Linked DNA regions of Homo sapiens: region 1 is linked to region 2. A link is an interaction called in ENCODE POLR2A ChIA-PET data of the cell type or tissue named here. Cell type or tissue: PC-9. All regions are shown on one strand. Each heading gives the region's core, and the rest is flanking DNA. Links, peaks and the distances in the headings are about the cores only.

The links. ChIA-PET counts read pairs that join two places held together with the same protein. Peaks named below come from ENCODE experiments on the same cell type or tissue, not always from the same donor. Only the 100,000 strongest peaks of a DNase experiment are listed, where the experiment ranks them.
Region 1: POLR2A ChIA-PET joins it to region 2 with 47 read pairs; 9 of 35 experiments call an interaction of 5 or more read pairs at or near these places.

What each region holds. Positions count from the first base shown.
Region 1 is chrX:115,325,597-115,334,183 of GRCh38, forward strand. No RefSeq gene overlaps it. Among named protein-coding and RNA genes, the nearest start is that of LUZP4, 40 kb to the left of the region's middle. In PC-9, for the core only: CTCF peaks have their summits at 5,144 (motif pointing right) and 5,345; a DNase peak (open chromatin) is centred at 5,145.
Region 2 is chrX:115,612,767-115,621,353 of GRCh38, forward strand. All of the region lies in intron 2 of PLS3 (plastin 3), which reads left to right. Among named protein-coding and RNA genes, the nearest start is that of PLS3-AS1, 54 kb to the left of the region's middle. RefSeq lists an enhancer at 8,415-8,587. In PC-9, for the core only: a CTCF peak has its summit at 2,764; DNase peaks (open chromatin) are centred at 2,565 and 4,345; H3K4me3 peaks cover 852 bases; H3K27ac peaks cover 3,100 bases.

The sequences.
Region 1 (8,587 bases), core at 228-8,227, 290 kb before region 2:
TTTAATGTCCCCCAAAGAAACTCTGTACCCATTAATAGTCACTCCCCCTTTCCCTCCTTTCCCCCCCTTCTCACAGCCCAAGGCAACCATGAATCCATTTTTTTTCTCTATATGAAGGCTGTAGCTACTTTTGTTCCAAAATGCATATAGGGATAACTATACTTTAAAAATAGTGAGATTGATTTGGCATTTAAACAGTAGAATCTGGGCAGGGTGGCTCACACCTATTATCCCAGCACTGTGGGAGGCCAAGATAGGCTGATCACTTGAGCCCAGGAGTTCGAGTCCAGCCTGGGCAACAGAGTGAGACCCCCGTCTCTACAAACAAAGATACAAAAAATTAGCTGGGTGTGGTGGCAGGTACTGTAGTACCAGCTACTTGGGAGGCTGAGGTGGGAGGATCACCTGAGCCCAGGAAGAAGAAGAAATTTTTTAAAATAAACAGTAGAAAAACTCATCTAGGGATTTTGAAGTAACAATATAAAAAAGACTAGATTAATGCATGCATGCAATTTTTAAAAAAGATAAACGGTAGAAAAACTCACCTAGATATTTTGATGTAATGATTAAAAAAAGACTAGATTAATGCATGTTTACAATCCTTCTGAATGCTGCACTAATACTCCCTGATTCAGAACTTGGAACCTAACTACTAAAAAGGGAGCTTGAAGATTCTTGGATATACCTTCTTCATTTTACAGCTGGTGTTAATGAGACTTACATGAAGTTGAATGGCCCAAAGTTGCTCATCTAATTAGTGGCTGACAAATATATCTTTACTAATTATTATGCTTAAGTGACACAAATGTGAGATATAGGGTTAAAACTTTACTCCTAAGGACAAAATATACTACAACCAAGAGTTTTCTGCACCAGCCCAGAGGAATATACTTGAAATTCAACTTTCAAGCAATGGATAATCACGTGAGTGTAATAGAATTGCACAATAAGCTTGTTCACGTGATATTAAAGAATTCATGTCTGTTTTAGGACTACTTGATGTATAAAAAGGTATCTTTTATGTATCAGAAAAAAATGCAGTTAACTAGATTCTACCTGGAGCCCTTAATTCACAAAGAGTCTCTTCCTGTACTGCACCTTCATGAAGGATACAAAGGTCAAAGAAATAAGCCAACTTCAATTATTTATTTTTAAAACGAACTTCAAGTTGAACGTGGATTTAGTCCAATATACTATATTTGTCCCTCGGTATCTGTGGGGGATTAACTCCAGGACCCCAGTGGATACCAAAACCATGGGTCCTCAGGTCCCTGATATGAAATAACATAGTAATTGCATATAAGCTATACACATCTTCTTGTATACTTTTTTTTTTTTGAGACGTGGTCTCACTCTGTTGCCCAATGTGCATGAAGCTTCCTAATGTAATTTGTGGCAAATGATTTGGAGAGAGAATGTTTCTTCATATCACAAAAATAATACAGGTTAATTGCAGAAATTTTTCAAAATACAAAATACCAAAAATTATCACACACACACACACACGCACACACACACACACACACACACACACATGCAAACTTGTAATAGCTACGTCCGTATTTATTTTACTGCCACTAAGCCTTCTTCCACAGTAAAGCTTTCTACACTATTTATCCAGTTCCCCATTGCTGGATAGTTAGGCCGTTTTCAGTTTAAGTTTTTGTAAATTATGCTTGTGGTGAGTTTTCGTGTACTTATATATTTGCAGTACCTCTTCAATTCATTACATATGATAATTTTCCAGAAGTAAAATTGCTGGATCAAATAGTACATATTTGGAATGCTACAAAGAAGTTGCTGTACAGAAAGGTTGTACCATTTGACATCCCCACTACCAGAATACTAAAAGGCTTGTTTTCTCATAATCTCATTTACAAAGAATATGGGATGGATACATTGCTTTCAATGTCTTGCTTGCTAATGGGTAATTAGGGTAAGGAGCAACAGTATGGCCAGGCGCAGTGACTCATACCTATAATCCCAGCACTTTGGGAGGCCAAGGCATGTAGATTGCTGGAGCCCAGGAGTTCCAGACCAGCCCGGGCAACATGGAGAAACCCTGTCTCTACAGAAATAATAGCCAAGTGGGGCGGTGTGCACCTGCAATCCCAGCTACTCGGGAGGCTGAAGTGAGAGAATCATCTGAGCCTGGAAGGTGGAGGCTGCAGTGAGTGGCGCCACTGCACTCCAGTCTGGGCGACAGAGCGAGAAACTGTCTCAAAAAAAAAAAAAAAAAAGCAAGAAGAAAAAGCAACAGCATAAGGCAATGAGCCCAGCAATATTTCCCAAGCTTCAAATGGTTTTTCCCCCATATGAAACAGCAGCTATATAAGTCACAAACCTCTCCCTCTCTGCCTTGAATAACATCAGAAGTACAACATTGTCATAACAATCAGTTGGACAATGCCGAGAGATGTGCAGTCTAGCTGTTTGGCAGTATGTGAACAGAACAAAGAAACAGGCTGACTGAACTTTCCATTTTTGCCTCATTTGGCACCAATCATAGCATGAATTTTCTGTGTGTGGTCTTCAAACCAGCATTCTCAGCCTCACCTGGGAACCTGCAAATTCTCAGGCTTCACCTCAGACCTATTGAATCAAAACCTCTGGGTGTGGGTCCCAGAAATCTGTGTTTTAACAAACCCTCCAGAAAATTTTGATGTATACTAAAATTTGAGATTATGCGGGATCTTACTTCTTAGTGGTAGTTAAAACTCCTGCCCAAGATCAGGTGAAATTATAGTGCTTACCCCTTGTCTCCATCTCTCCATCCATCAGTCTTTCTGCTTCTTACTTTTTAATGTGCCAAACTCCCTCCCTCTCTCCTGTCTACTATATCCCCACTCTAATACTCTATCCAATAATAATAGTGGATGTTGGGTGACCCTCTGCTTGGCTGGATCATTACCACTCTATCAGTGTAGCCATCTTCGTCTGATCTTAGGGTTCCTAGAGATAGGGCCTATGATGTACTAACAGATTACACTGTATTTATTGGTTCGGGAAAAGGGAATCATGGTACAACCAGAAGTGGCAGAGTTGGGAGATCTCTCTCAAGTCCCAGAGCTCATACTCTTAACCTTAAAAGCACTCACGCCTTTGCTTCATCATTGGTCTCTTTCTGGGATGTTCTTTCCCGCCTTTGCTGACTGTGGATCCTGCCCATCCTTCAAGATGGAGCTCTGTTATGTTAAATGGATTTAAGTGGGGGAAAATAAAGTTTGTACATGGTTTGGCCCTGTTGTGGTTTGATCTCTGGCTGTGCTCTCCTATTTTATTTCCTTCCTGTTTTTATCTCCCACACACCTTCCCAGCCACACCAGCTTCCTTACTATGCCACTAATACAGTAAGCATGCTCCTGCCTCAGAGCATTTGCACTTCCCTTTCCTCTTAGAACACTTTTCACACCTAGGGCAGAGGTCCCCAACCTTTTTGGCACTAAAGATAGGTTTTGTGGAAGACAATTTTATCATGGATTGGGTGTGGGCAGGGGGGATGGTTTCGGGATGATTCAAGTGCATTACATTTATTGTGCACGTTATTTATATTATTATTACATTGTAATATATAATGAATATACTGAATGAATATAATGAATGTAATATATAATGAAATATACAATTTAATGTAGAATCAGTGGGAGCCCTGAACTTGTTTTCCTGCAACGAGACGGTCCCATCTGGATGGAGGTGATGGGAGACAATGACAGATCATCAAGCATTAGATTCTCACAAGGATTTTGCAACCTAGATCCCTTGCATGCACAGTTCACAATAGGGTTCACGCTCCTATGAGAATCTAATGCTGCCACTGATCTGACAGGAGGTGGAGCTCAGGCGGTAATGCCAGTGATGGGGAGCAGCTGTAAATACAGATGAAGCTCAGCCTCCTCTCACCTCCTGCTGTGCGACCTGGACAGATACCGGTCTGTGGCCTGGGGGTTGGGGACCCCTGCCCTATGGGACTCTTCCCCTACACATTTACATGGCTTTCTCCTTCTGGTCATTCAGAATGCTGCTCAAATGTTACTTATTACACTACCTCAGAGGGGCCTTTCATGACCACCCTATCTGAAGTAGCTCTGTAATCATTTTATTTCCTTTTGTTATGCCTTATTTTTCTTCATAGCATTTCTCATGATTTAACCTTTAATTATGTCTTTATTTGTTTATTGTTGCTCTTGACCCCGAATGCAAGCTCTGTGAGGACAGGGACTTTCTAGATTTTTTCCTTTGTTATTTTATCTCTAGTGCCTAACGAAGTACTTGGTATATATAAGGTGCTCAAGAAATATTTTTGGATGAAAGTCAGAGTTATGAAAAAAATTGATTTTTTTTTTTCTCTGAGACAGAGGCTTGCCCGTCACCCAGGCTGGAGTGCAATGGCGCAATCTCGGTTCACTGCAACCTCTGCCTCCCTGGTTCAGACGATTCTCCTGCCCCAGCTTCCCGAGTAGCTGAGATTACAGGCGCCCACCACCACGCCCGGCTAATTTTTGTATTTTTAGTAGAGACGGGGTTTCACCATATTGGCCAGGCTGGTCTCGAACTCCTGACCTCGTGATCCGCCCACCTCGGCCTCCCAAAGTGCTGGGGTTACAGGCGTGAGCCACTGCGCCCGGCAAAAAATTGAATTTTTAATGACACTCGGGATATTGCAAAGAATGCAATAAGCAAAGATTGGAAAAAATGCACCAAAATGCATTAGAATTTAAGAACTGTAGGAAATTTGTATTTCCCCACATGTACTTTAACATATTTTATAAATTCCTGAAATAATCATATTTTACTTATATTAGAAAAAATAAACACATTTGTGGGTAAAATAAAAAGCATTTAAGTTGCTTTTTGATTTGTACATCTCATGCTTTTTTTTTTCTTTAAGAGATGGCGGGGGGAGGGGGAGGTGGGCGGGGGGGTCTCACTGTGTTGCCCAGCTGGTCCGGAACTCTTGCCTCAGGTAATCCTCCCACATAGGCCTCCCAAAGTGTTGGGATTACAGGCGTGGCCACCGTGTCCGGCCCTACATCTTACGCCTTTAGTCCTGCGGGTTTTTTTGTTAGTTTGTTTTCTGCCACGGGTCTGGCGGAAAGATTTCCCTACTCCAGCTCACTGCTGCCTGTCAACCACCAGATGGCAGCATTCAACTTCCAAAAACTGGCCTTTCGTTAACTTCTCACAAACCGCAGTAAAATAAAGGAAAAAAGAAAACTCTTATGGTTAAACAAATTGTGGAGTTTTGGGCTACTTCAGAAAATAGATATTCGTTTGAAGGTGGAAAATATTTTATCCTTAAACCAGTTTCTCAATTTAATTCGGACAGTTGATCTTCAGGGTATTCAAACAACTAATCCTGAAAGTCTACTAGTAAAGAGGAGTTATGGCATAATTTTGCATTTCTCAGAACCACACCTGGCAGCTGTGGTAGTCAAGACCAGCCTTCTTTGGAAACGTTTTGGCATCTGCGCGAAAAGCGTAACTTTAAGACCTCTGAACAATTCTTCTCCCATCGCCACAGCTATAACTAATGCTCCCCCAAATCACTTTCCTTTACCAGATAAGTAACCAGGGAACTTTAAACGCCTGTTCGCTTTTTAAATTCAAATATCCCTCAGGGAATTTGAATTGTTATAGGTTTTTGTGTTTTGTTTTGTTTTTGAGACAAGGTCTTGCTCTGTCCCCCAGGCTGGAGTGCAGTGGCATGATCTCGGCTCACTGCAACCTCCACCTCCCGGGTTCAAGCGATTCTTGTGCCTCAGCCTCCCAAGTAGCTGGGACTACAGGCTCGTGCCACAGCACGAGGCTAATTTTTGCATTTTTAGTAGAGACGAGGTTTCACCATGCTGGCCAGGCTGGTCTTGAACTCCTGACCTCAGTGGATCTGCCCACCTTGGCCTCCCAAAGTGCTGGGATTACAGGCGTAAGCCACCGTGTCTGGCCATGAGTTGTCATAGAATTTTAGTGTCGTAAATCGTAATAAAATATAGTTTTATTTTGATTTTAAGGAAATAAATCTGGGACTAAGGGCTTAAACAACTTTCCCATGATTAGATAGCTACTTAGTGGCAGAGCTAAATGAAACAAGGCCTAGGTCTCCTACCTTCAGCCCACTGTAGGCTTTATGTTTATTTAGGTTCTGCTATTATATATATCATACTGCTTTTTTTTATGAATATATACCTTGCAATAGTACGCTGTCTGGGGCTCGCTTTAAAATATTTTAGAAATCAATCACCCATTCAGCAAAATATATAAATTATGTATAATTTATAAATAAATATTAGCTGGGCATGATGAGGCAGCCGCAGTCCCAGGTACTCGGGAGGCTGAGATGGGAGGATTGCTTGAGCCAGGGAGGCAGAGGCTGCAGTGAGCCGAGATCATGCCACTGCACTACAGCCTGAGTTATGGAGTGACACCCTGCCTCAAAAAAAAAAAAAAAAAAGAAAAAGAAAAAAACAAGAAATTTATAAATAAATAATATACAGTATATGAAATTATATAATAAATATAATAAAGTTTTTTTAAGAGTATATCTTATTGAGATACCAAGGAAGGAACATTAAAAAAGATGGAATGGAAAATGGAGAGGTTGAGGATGAGGACAAATTTCTTCCAGTTACTTCTTCATCTACTGGTGATGCTTGACTGAATCAGCTGTGTGATCTTAGGGAAGTCATTTCCCCTCTATAAGCTTGTTTCTTCATCTGGTAAGTGAGGTCTTTAGGAACGATGGCCCTAAAGGTACCTGGAAGCAATATGCATCTCAGCTCCCTACGAAAACCCCCAAATATTTAAATTCCTCTTTGGATTTTCTGAAAGGGATGGCAAAAGAAGCCTCAGATCAGGTAGAGCCCCATGGTTCTGACTAAATCATTTCTGACAGCTAGGCAGTTCCACGGCCCCACAGTTCCTCAGAATGCTCCAAAGCCACCAGTTCTGAACTGGGACTGAAGTCTTTAGGAAGCAGCCATACTTAGTGTTGCAGTTTCCCCATAGCTTAAGGGTACCCAAGGAACATGGCTATGTACCACTCCCATGGCTCCCCGAGGCTTCCATTTAAATGTAAGAACACAGACTGAGGTGGACCAAAGTTTAAATCCCACCTCTGCCACTTCCTAGACGTGTATGATCTTAGTTATTTCTAGTTCTCAATCTCCCCATAAATAAAACTGTTGGGAAAATTCAGTATTCAATAAAGGTGAGTAAGAAGGTAGATAGAGAGGTAGACAGAGAGGTGATAGGATAATATATTTGAGATATTGAATTTTTGCCCTCCAGGAGTTCGCCCCCTTCCCATTCAAAGTGCTAGTCATTTCGGTACTCATTTTCTCAGTGGTGGCATGTGACTATCATAAGGCATAAACAGTAAGATCTTTCTGACTTAAGAGGGCAAAATCTTCAGGCAGTGGTGTGCTGGAGCCGGTTCCAACTGGCTCCTTGAGCTAAAATTAACCATTTTAAAGTAAACAACTCAGTGGCGCACATCTTGTTCCAAAACATTTCCATCAATCACTACAAAATAAAACCCCACACCAATTAAGAAGTTACTCCCCATTCATCCTCCTTTCAGGCTCTGGTAACAACCATTCTACTTTTCATTTCTCTGGATCTTCCTATTCTGGATATTTCATATAAGTGGAATCGTGTGCCCTTTTGTTCCTGACTTCTTTCACCTAGTGTGACGTTTCTAAAGTTCATCCACTTTGTAGCATGTATCAGTACTTCATTCCTTTTTACGGCTGAATAATGTTCCATTGTATGAATATACCACTTTTGTTTGTCCATTCATTAATTGATGGACATTTGGACTGTTTCCTCTTTTTAGTTGTTATGAATAATACTACTGTGAACATTCCTGTATAATTTTTTTTGTGTAAACATATGTTTTAAATTTTCTTGGGTATATATATGGGAGTCGAATTTCTGGGTCATATGGTGACTGTGTTACCAGAGTTGTGAATAAATGCCTACAATCAGCCATCAAGAGCTATTTGGAAATCAGTACGTGGAAAGATATTCAACATCATTAGCCCTGGGAAGGGGGAAATGTAAACCAAACCACAATGAGATAACACGTCACATCCACTAGGCAGATAATAACAAGTGTCAGGGAGGATGCAGAGAAACTGAAACCCTCATACATTGCTAGTGAGATTGTAAAATGGTGCCGCTGCTTTGGAAAACAGTCTGGTAGTTCCTCAAACGGTTAAACTTCGAGCCTTCATTTGTGAATGCCTCCTGGGCATGGGAGGGGGTGGTCAGGCCCTGAACAGAATAGCTAGAGAAGCTTCTTCCCTCCTCCCCCTGGGATGAGATAATCATTAAACACATGCCCATTCAGATAGACAGATGGATATGTGGATCTGATATTCACCTCTTTGGTGTCACCTCACATCTTATTCCCACCCCCATCCCCAATTCTCACCTTCCTGAGTGGTAGATATCCTACTGCAATGCAAATTCTCTCCAAAACAACTAATGCAGAAAAGGTAATCCATGGTTTCCCCTCTTTGTTATAACTGATTTTCTGGGGGGTTTTTGGAAGTGCGAGCAGAGACTTACCATGTAACTTACATATGCA
Region 2 (8,587 bases), core at 219-8,218:
GAGTATTAGAATTTAAAGTTCTCTTTTCACTCACTTTCTGCACCTGCTTAGTTTTAAGCTCCAAGCTCATGTAATTATTTTAATTTTCTCAACAATTGTTTCCAGTGCTTCCCAGTAGCAGAAACGTTAGTTATCAGTTTTTGTACTTCATGATGTTTCAAATTTAATTTAAATGCTGTAATACATAACTATTTCTAAAGAAGAATAAATAAAACCTTTCAAAACACTTAGGTATTAATATTTTACCATCTAGAAACTGTCTTTTACATTCTAAGCCTTTAATCTTGCTATGGAAACTAGTGGTCATTTGGATGATTACTTGTCATAAAGAAAAATTCATGTAATGTAAACCTTTGCAGAGTTGCTTTAGTACTGCAAACACTTACCTTGCCTTGCCTTTTTTCCCTCCTGAGCACTCACTACTGAGGTTTTTTAAACATGAATTCAGCACTTTTGAAATAAAAGAATAATGGGTTTCTTAAATGACTAGGAATAGTATGGGTGTATTCCTTTGAGGTTTCCCACCAAACTAAGCAAAAAAAAATTGGTTGTGGTGATTGTAGCTATACCAGACTTCTCTCATCCTAGGAAGTTGAGTTGTTTCAAATTACTTGATATTCGCTAGTATATAAAAACCACATCAGGATGATGCCACAAAAAAAAACAGTGCTTTAGTTTAATTTACTTTCAGTATTCAATAAAAGAACACCAGTGCATATTTGTTTAATTATGCCTTAAAACAAAAACAAAACTATAGCCCGTCTAAAAAAAATGAAACTAATCAGTGCTCTTTCATTGTGCCATCTGGTTAATTATATATGGATTATTAGAAGTGGAGGTCTCGGGATAGTCGGAAAACCATGTTTCAAAGGTGTGGAAGCTAGTTAGGAGTACACATGTGTGGGTGCATGGGTAAAAGCAATTTTTATTTTTATTTTTATTTTTATTTTGAGACTCCTGGGCTCAAGTGATCCTCCCACCTCGGCCTCCTAAAATGCTGGGATTACAGGCTTGAGCCATGGTACCTGGCCAGCCAGGTATATTTTGCTTCATGCACTAGATGCGTTCCTGAAAATCAGCAAGCCAACTGTAAATGGATTTTATGTAGTGGGATATATTTTAAATGTAAAGAGAAAATCTTATTTTTTTAAGTGAAGCCTGCTTTGAATTTTTTTATTTTTTTATTTTTATTTTTAATTATTTTTTGTTTATTTATTTTTTTTGAGACGGAGTCTCGCTCTGTCACCCAGGCTGGAGTGCAGTGGCGCGATCTCGGCCACTGCAAGCTCCGCCTCCCGGGTTCACGCCATTCTCCTGCCTCAGCCAGGTGGCAGACTACAGGCGCCTGCCACCACGCCCGGCTAATTTTTTTTTTTGTATTTTTAGTGGAGACGGAGTTTCACCGTGTTAGCCAGGATGGTCTCGATCTCCTGACCTCGTGATCCGCCCGTCTCGGCCTCCCAAAGTGCTGGGATTACAGACGTGAGCCACCGCGCCTGGCCTACACACATGTATTTTTAAAACGAGAGTTGCAGCAGGGGAAAAATGATGGCCAAACTGCTGGAAATTTTGAGTCAGAAAAGGACTGATAAACATTTTTGATTGCCTGGTCTCACCCTCTAAACTTGTCCAGCCTTCTGCTGTACTTGACCTCCATCTTTGGAAATCCACTAGTACAGTGAATTCTAAAGCAGCAACCTCCAGTCTACCCTTAGCTGGAACTCATTAAACTGCCTCTTATATTTGCTGCAGTGAGCTACCTCAAAAGGTATAAGCTGTGAGAAGCAAACCCCATGTTTAGCTAAGCATCTGGAGATGTTTAGCAGCTGCCTTTTCTAAGGATTTAATGCCTAATGAAAGCTTGATTTCACTGCTTAGATCTTGGGATGGAATATAGTTTAAATTCTTCTGCCCAAGTCTTTTGACCGAGTCTTTTAAGTCAGTATTTTGTGAGCTTTCATGGGCATTCAGGATTGTGTATGTGTGTAAACCCATTATTGTTAGATAAATAGATTCCTTTTGTCATTTCTTTAGTGCAGAAAATTTGTAGAATATGTTGGTCAAACCAAATTGAACTTTTAAATCCAGCTTTTCCAAAAGGATATGCATCTGCACTTGCTAGGCTTTCTTCTTTAAGTCCTAATGAGCACTGTCCTGAGTGGGCTAATAGAGAGGTCGCATGTGTATTCCAGATGAGGGCACACAATATGTGACCTCTTCATAAAGAAAGACACCAGATTTAGACAGATTCAAGGATGTTTAAAGCAACACACACACACACACACGCATACACACACAACCCGAGCGTCAAAGAAAATCCTAGTCTTTCTTACTGTCAAATTTATGAGACAAAGTAGCACCCCAAAAGACGCTTTTGAAGTGATAGATTGCAGCACGTACCACCTGGACATGGGCAGTGTAAAACAGCAGCTAAAATCAAAACCACTTGGATTCTGGCTTAGCTTTCTCCAGACAAGTACTTAAAATAGCTTAAATAACAGGATGCAAGGGGAGGGAAAACATTTCCTTTTAAGGATATGCATTCTTGGTGTGATTCAAACTTCTGCAGGAACATGGCTGTGTAATAAGTTTATTTACTTTAAGGTTTACTTAGGGGAGGGCGGCGGGGGAGTTAAATAGTATTTAAAATAATACTTGGTAAAAGAGAATAATGAGATTTCCTTTAAAACAAAATGCAGATGTGAACCTACACGTGTCATCAGAGAGAGAGAGAGAGAGAGAGAGAGAGAGAGAGAGAGAGAGAAAGGAAACAGTCCTTTTAACAGTTGATTCTTTTCTTATGAATTCAGTCAGTGGCCAATATGAAAAATGGGCCTGTCTGGTGCAGCACTGGGAGCTGCGTAGTGATTTTTTTTTAAGTATCATAATTTTCTTCTTTTAAAAAAAAACGCTTTGTCAATTTACTCAAATTTAGCCCTTTACTTTCTGCCAGAATTGTGTTCAGTGATAAGGTAGAGTTTCCTTTATCCAGCTTCTCCTTAATGTCCAGCCATACTGACCATATTTTCTAAACCAAAAGGTTGAGAAGTGCTGGCATTGAAACTGCACTGCACAATATAGGCAGTATGGTAATTTATGTCTGCTTTATCAGCTGGTTGGAAACTATGATGCTGAAACAGAAGAGTCTTCAAAACACAGAGCTTTTCCCACTCCATACCAATGTATAGTTAATGAGAAAATGGCAAGTGAGCCAAAAAGGTGTTGCAGAGTATTGGCAGCATGAATGAGAAAATAAAGGACTGCCATCATTCCTGGTGGTTGTGATTTTAGTTTCCAGTTGTTAAAACGACTTCCAATCTAGGTATGTTATTTTGGGTCAGTTTATTATTAAGTTCTCATGTTTATGTCAAAACTCAGAATAGGAGAAATTCACCATCAAACATACTGAACAGCAACATTCTAATTCCAATGCTCTGTTTTTAAAGTGGACACTGTAACCACAAATAAGGACATAGTCTTATGATTTCAAAAAATTAAATTGTCTTTTTGAAAAACCTTGCCACATTATTCTTATTCTCATTTTGCTTTTGAATAACAAAAAATTATCCAAAATTCATTTTGGGTTATTTGGAAATCATTCAGGTACCTCAGCTATTTTATTTTACACATAAGGAAAACATGACTCAAAGACTATCATTTAGCCAGTTTGTAAAACGAAACTACTTTTCTCCGATGTAGAAAATTAGATTGAATAGTCATCAGCATTTATGTTTATTTTTTAAAATTACAAGTTAGTCTTAGAAGTAGACTAAAAGTTGTGAGCACCTGATGAGATGGAAGCTTTCTAAAATCCCATTATGCTACCTTTTTACTGGCCTTCCAAACCACGTTAGATCTTTGATATTGTTTAAGGATGTGTTTTTGGTTTTTTGACTGAGGGTTCGAAATAAAATTAGCATAAAACTCTTTAAGAATAATTGCATGCTATTTTGTCTCTCAAGTACTTTACCAGCTGGGAGGTTTTGTAAAATTAATTGCTAGCTGCATTTTTAGGCTCCCTCTGCCTTCTTGTTTAAATTGAAATTATTTTCTTCAAAATATATGATTTAAGAGCTCTAAGAAAGGCTTGATAAAATTGACTCTAACTAACACTAAAATGCCTTTGATCATGGGAGGTAGTGTAATTTGGACTAACACTGGGGGCTAAACTATGGGAAAATGGCAGAATAGGTAAAACTTTTAGAAGACGACGCACATTCTTGTCATCCAGGAAAGCCTAAGGATATGTATTCGAAGTGACTCAAAATTTTTACAAGGATTTTGTAGCCACAGTTTCAAGTAAGACCCAGGGGTTCCGTTTGATTCATTTCTGTATCTTTGGTATGTAGCCCAGTGGGTGTCTTCCCACAGGGTAGGTACTCAGTTTGCTCTGGAGGGTGACTCATACCTAAACAAGTGCACATCTCCTTTCTCAGTAAAGCCAAAGCAGGTTTCTACATTTGGAACAAAAGAGATCCTGACCAGAGAGCTATCACTGGTGGTCCACTTGGGCCCTCCTTGATGGGTGTGTTCACTTAGAAAACCAAATTACAGATCTGAAGGCTGCTGGGTAGGGACAGGATTAGAACAAAGGGAATGAGATTGAATGTTATTTAAGGGATATTTCTGTCAAGTTTTGGTTTCTCGATGAATTGCCATTCAGTCTTTGAGTGCTATTTCTGTATTTCTGTCATTGTTGTTTAGTTTTGTTTCTAAAATGCTCATCTAGGATTAGAGCATTCTTTCTTTGGTCAATTCCTGAGAATCAGTGATTCTACAAAAATAATTTTTTTCCATTGCTTATTATACACAAAAGATTGTGCTACATATTGGGGTGGGAGATACAAAGATTTAAAAGAATCTTTATCGGGAGATTTGCAGCCTAATAAGGAAGTTTGTCATGTAATGACAAATTCTTATTCCTCCAATTTCCTTTAAAATTTTCCTGTCCCTTTCTAAAAGCATTTCTTACTACTGCCCTTACTTCAAAATGAAATTTCCAAATGTGGTTATTTTATGTTAATTATGTTTTAGGGTGGCTACTTCCTGGCATCTTTTAATCACATCAGTGAACTGTCTTCTAATTAATGTTCAAGAGAGGTTATTTCAGGGAGGATACAGGCAAATAGTAATTTCTCCCTGCGACCCAAACTTCTGGAGTTTTTTGTTTTTGCTTTTGAGACAGTGTCTCACTCTGGTGCCCAGGCTAGAGTGCCATGATGCCATCATAGCTCACTGCAGCCTCGAAATCCTGGGCTCAACTGATCCTCCTGCCTCGGCCTCCCAAAGCGCTGGGATTACAGGCATGAGCCACCAGTCCCAGCCACCAGACCTGTAGTCTAACCTAATACAAATAGGCAGCCAGATAAACTTTCTGGGCCTTAGTCAGTTTCATATAGCTTTGAATCCACTGTAGTTCTCCCACATCTAATTTAAAACATCTCTACCTTCCACTTCCATTATAACACTGAGAATACAAAAAGAACAAATCCTGTTACATACCTGTTATATACTCCAGTCTAAACTAGAGTCAAAGCACAGTGGCTCATACCTGTAATCCCAACACTTTGGGAGGCCAAGGTGGAAGGATCATTTGAGGCCAGGAGTTTGAGATTAGCCTGGTCAATATAGTGAGACCCTGTCTCTACAAAAAATACAAGAAACAAAAAGTTAGCTGGGCATAGTGGTGAGAGCCTGTAGTCTCAGCTACTCAGGAGGCTAAGGTGGGAGGATTGCTTAAGCCCAGGATTTCAAGGCTGCAGTGAGCTATGATTGTGCCACTGTACTCCAGCCTGGGCAACAGAATGAGACCCTGTCTCTAAAGATACTTTTTTAAATTAAAAAATTGGCTGAGCTTGGTGACTTATGCCTATAATCCTACCACTTTGGGAGGCCAAGGTGGGAGGATCACTTGAGGCCAGGAGTTCAAGACCAGCCTGGCCAACATGACGAAACCCCATCTCTACTAAAAATACAGAAGTTGGCCAGGCATGGTGGCACTGTAATCCCAGCTACTCAGGAGGCTGAGGCAGGAGAATCGCTTGAACCCAGGAGGCGGAGGTTGTAGTGAGCCAAGATCATGCCACTGCACTCCAGCCTGGGTGACAGAGTGAGACTTAGTCTCAAAATAAAGAAAATAGCTTAAAAGAAAAAAAGAACCCACTGAAGTGGACAACGTTTTGATAGTTAAAAGAATAAGCTATCTCTTCCTCCAAAGATATCATAAAAATGAAAGAATATTATACTTAGGTAATAAGGTGCAGTAGTGATCAGAATGTTATCACTCTGTATCTGTATTTAATATGCGTTACTATTCTATCTCCAGGTTTTAAAAGTGTTTGTGTGAGGGGAGGGTTGTGAAGTCTTGTGTATTCTGATTTAGAATCAGTGTGATAGAACCAAAAAGGAACTTTAGAGATTATGTGGTCCAAAGCACTCCTTTTACAGATGAGAAAACTAGGACCTGAAGAGGTAACTTGTGCAAATTAATAGCCAAGTTGAGATAAGACATTGTTTCACATTATTCCCACTGTGTGTCTCTTCAAGCATGTATGCTGTGTTTCTTTCACTATGCCACACTTACTCTCTAGTACTGAACTCCACTGTAATTTTAGAAAGGATGTAGGAAAAACAAGTTGGTATATGCATGGGAGCAGGTGTATTTAAGCCCAAGACATTCATAAAACAAGAGCCACTAAAATTTTGCCTCAGTGCCATGGGGATTACTTTGTTCTTTTTAGCAACTGCAGACATTATTGATGGATTGATTTCTACATAGAAATACTTTACATGTAGAAATAAAGAGTTTGATGTATGACCTTTTATAAATCCAAAGCAAAGAAAGTGAATATACATCCTAGGGAAATTAAGTGCTTTACCTCAAAGGAAATCTAAGTGATTTTCACACTAAGTATTGAATGGTTTGTTATTGATGTTTTAAAAGTACAGATATTTTAATTAGCCAGGCATGATGGTGCCCACCTTTGGCCCCAGCCATGCCGGGGAGCTGAGGCAGGAGGATTGCTTGAGCCCAGGAGGTTGATGCTGCAGTGAGCCATGCTCGTGCCACTCCAGCTTGGGCAAGAGAGACCCTGTCTCAAAGAAATACAAAAGTAAAAATAAAGGTACAGATGTTTTAATTCATAGATTTAAAATGTAGTAATCAATGTTTAAGAAAATTTAATACTTAAAATAGACTGCATTAAAACTAAACAGAATTTCATCAGCATTCAAAATATTTGCAAGATGGTTCCATGCAGTATACTTAATATTTTAATTTAATTTAATTTTTAATCCCCCAGAGCATTCTTGCAAATTGCAATTTTAGTAATTGACCAAAAATTGGACAATGTGAACTACACGTAGATCACACTTAGAAAGAAATGTCAGTGTATTCCATGGAATACATTGGCCTAGCAGAGCTTATAAGATCAGCTAGCTCCCCGACCTTATCTCTCATTTTCCCCCTTGTTCACTCTACCCAAGTCATATTGGATCTTTACTTTTCCCGAAACACACCAGACACACTGCAGCATCACTGACTTTGCATTTGCTATTTTCTCTACCCGAAATCTCTTGCCCCAGATAGCCACATGATTTGCTTCCCTTACCTCATGGAAGTCTTCATTCAAATATAACCTCATCAAAGTGGCCTTCCTTACCCATTCTGTCTAAGTAGTAGCACCACCACCATCCCTGCCCCCCAATATCTCTATAACCCAGGGTTACTCAACTTCAGCACAATTGACATTTTAAGCTGCATAACTCTTGTGTTGTACATACAAGGAAGGGGTCATATCCATTGTAAGATATTTAGAAGCATCCCCAGCCTCTACGCACTGTATGCCAGGTGCTTCCAGTTATGGCAATCAAAAATGTCCCCTGGGGGCAAGATAGCCCCAGTCTAACCCCTTATGCTTTTTTCTTTTTTTTTTCTTTTCTTTTTTTTTTTTTTTTTTTTTTTTGAGATGGAGTCTTGCTCTGTCACCCAGGCTGCAGTGCATTGGTGCAATCTTGGCCCAGGTTCAAGTGATTCTCCTGCCTCAGCCTCCCGAGTAGGTGGGACTATAGGCGCCCACCACCATACCCAGCTAATTTTTGTATTTTTAGTGAAGACGGGGTTTTGCCATATGGGCCAGGCTGATCTCGAACTCCTGACCTCAAGTGATCCGCCTGCCTCGGCCTCCCAAAGTGCTGGGATTACAGGCGTGAGTCACTGTGCCCAGCCTGCTTTATTTTTTTATTTTTTATTTTATATATTTTTTTGAGACGGAGTCTCACTCTGTTGCCCAGGCTGGAGTGCACTGGTACTATCTTGGCTCACTGCAACCTCCGCCTCCCAGGTTCAAGCGATTCTGCTGCCTCAGCCTCCCGAGTAGCTGAGATTACGGGTGCCCGCCACCACGCCCAGCTAATTTTTTGTATTTTTAGTAGAAACGGGGTTTCACCATGTTGGCCAGGCTGGTCTCGAACTCCTGGCCTCAGGTGATCCACCCGCCTCAGCCTCCCAAAGTGCTGGGATTACAGGCGTGAGCCACCGTGCCCGGCCACAATACATTTTCTTAAATGCGCTAAGGTCATCTTGAGT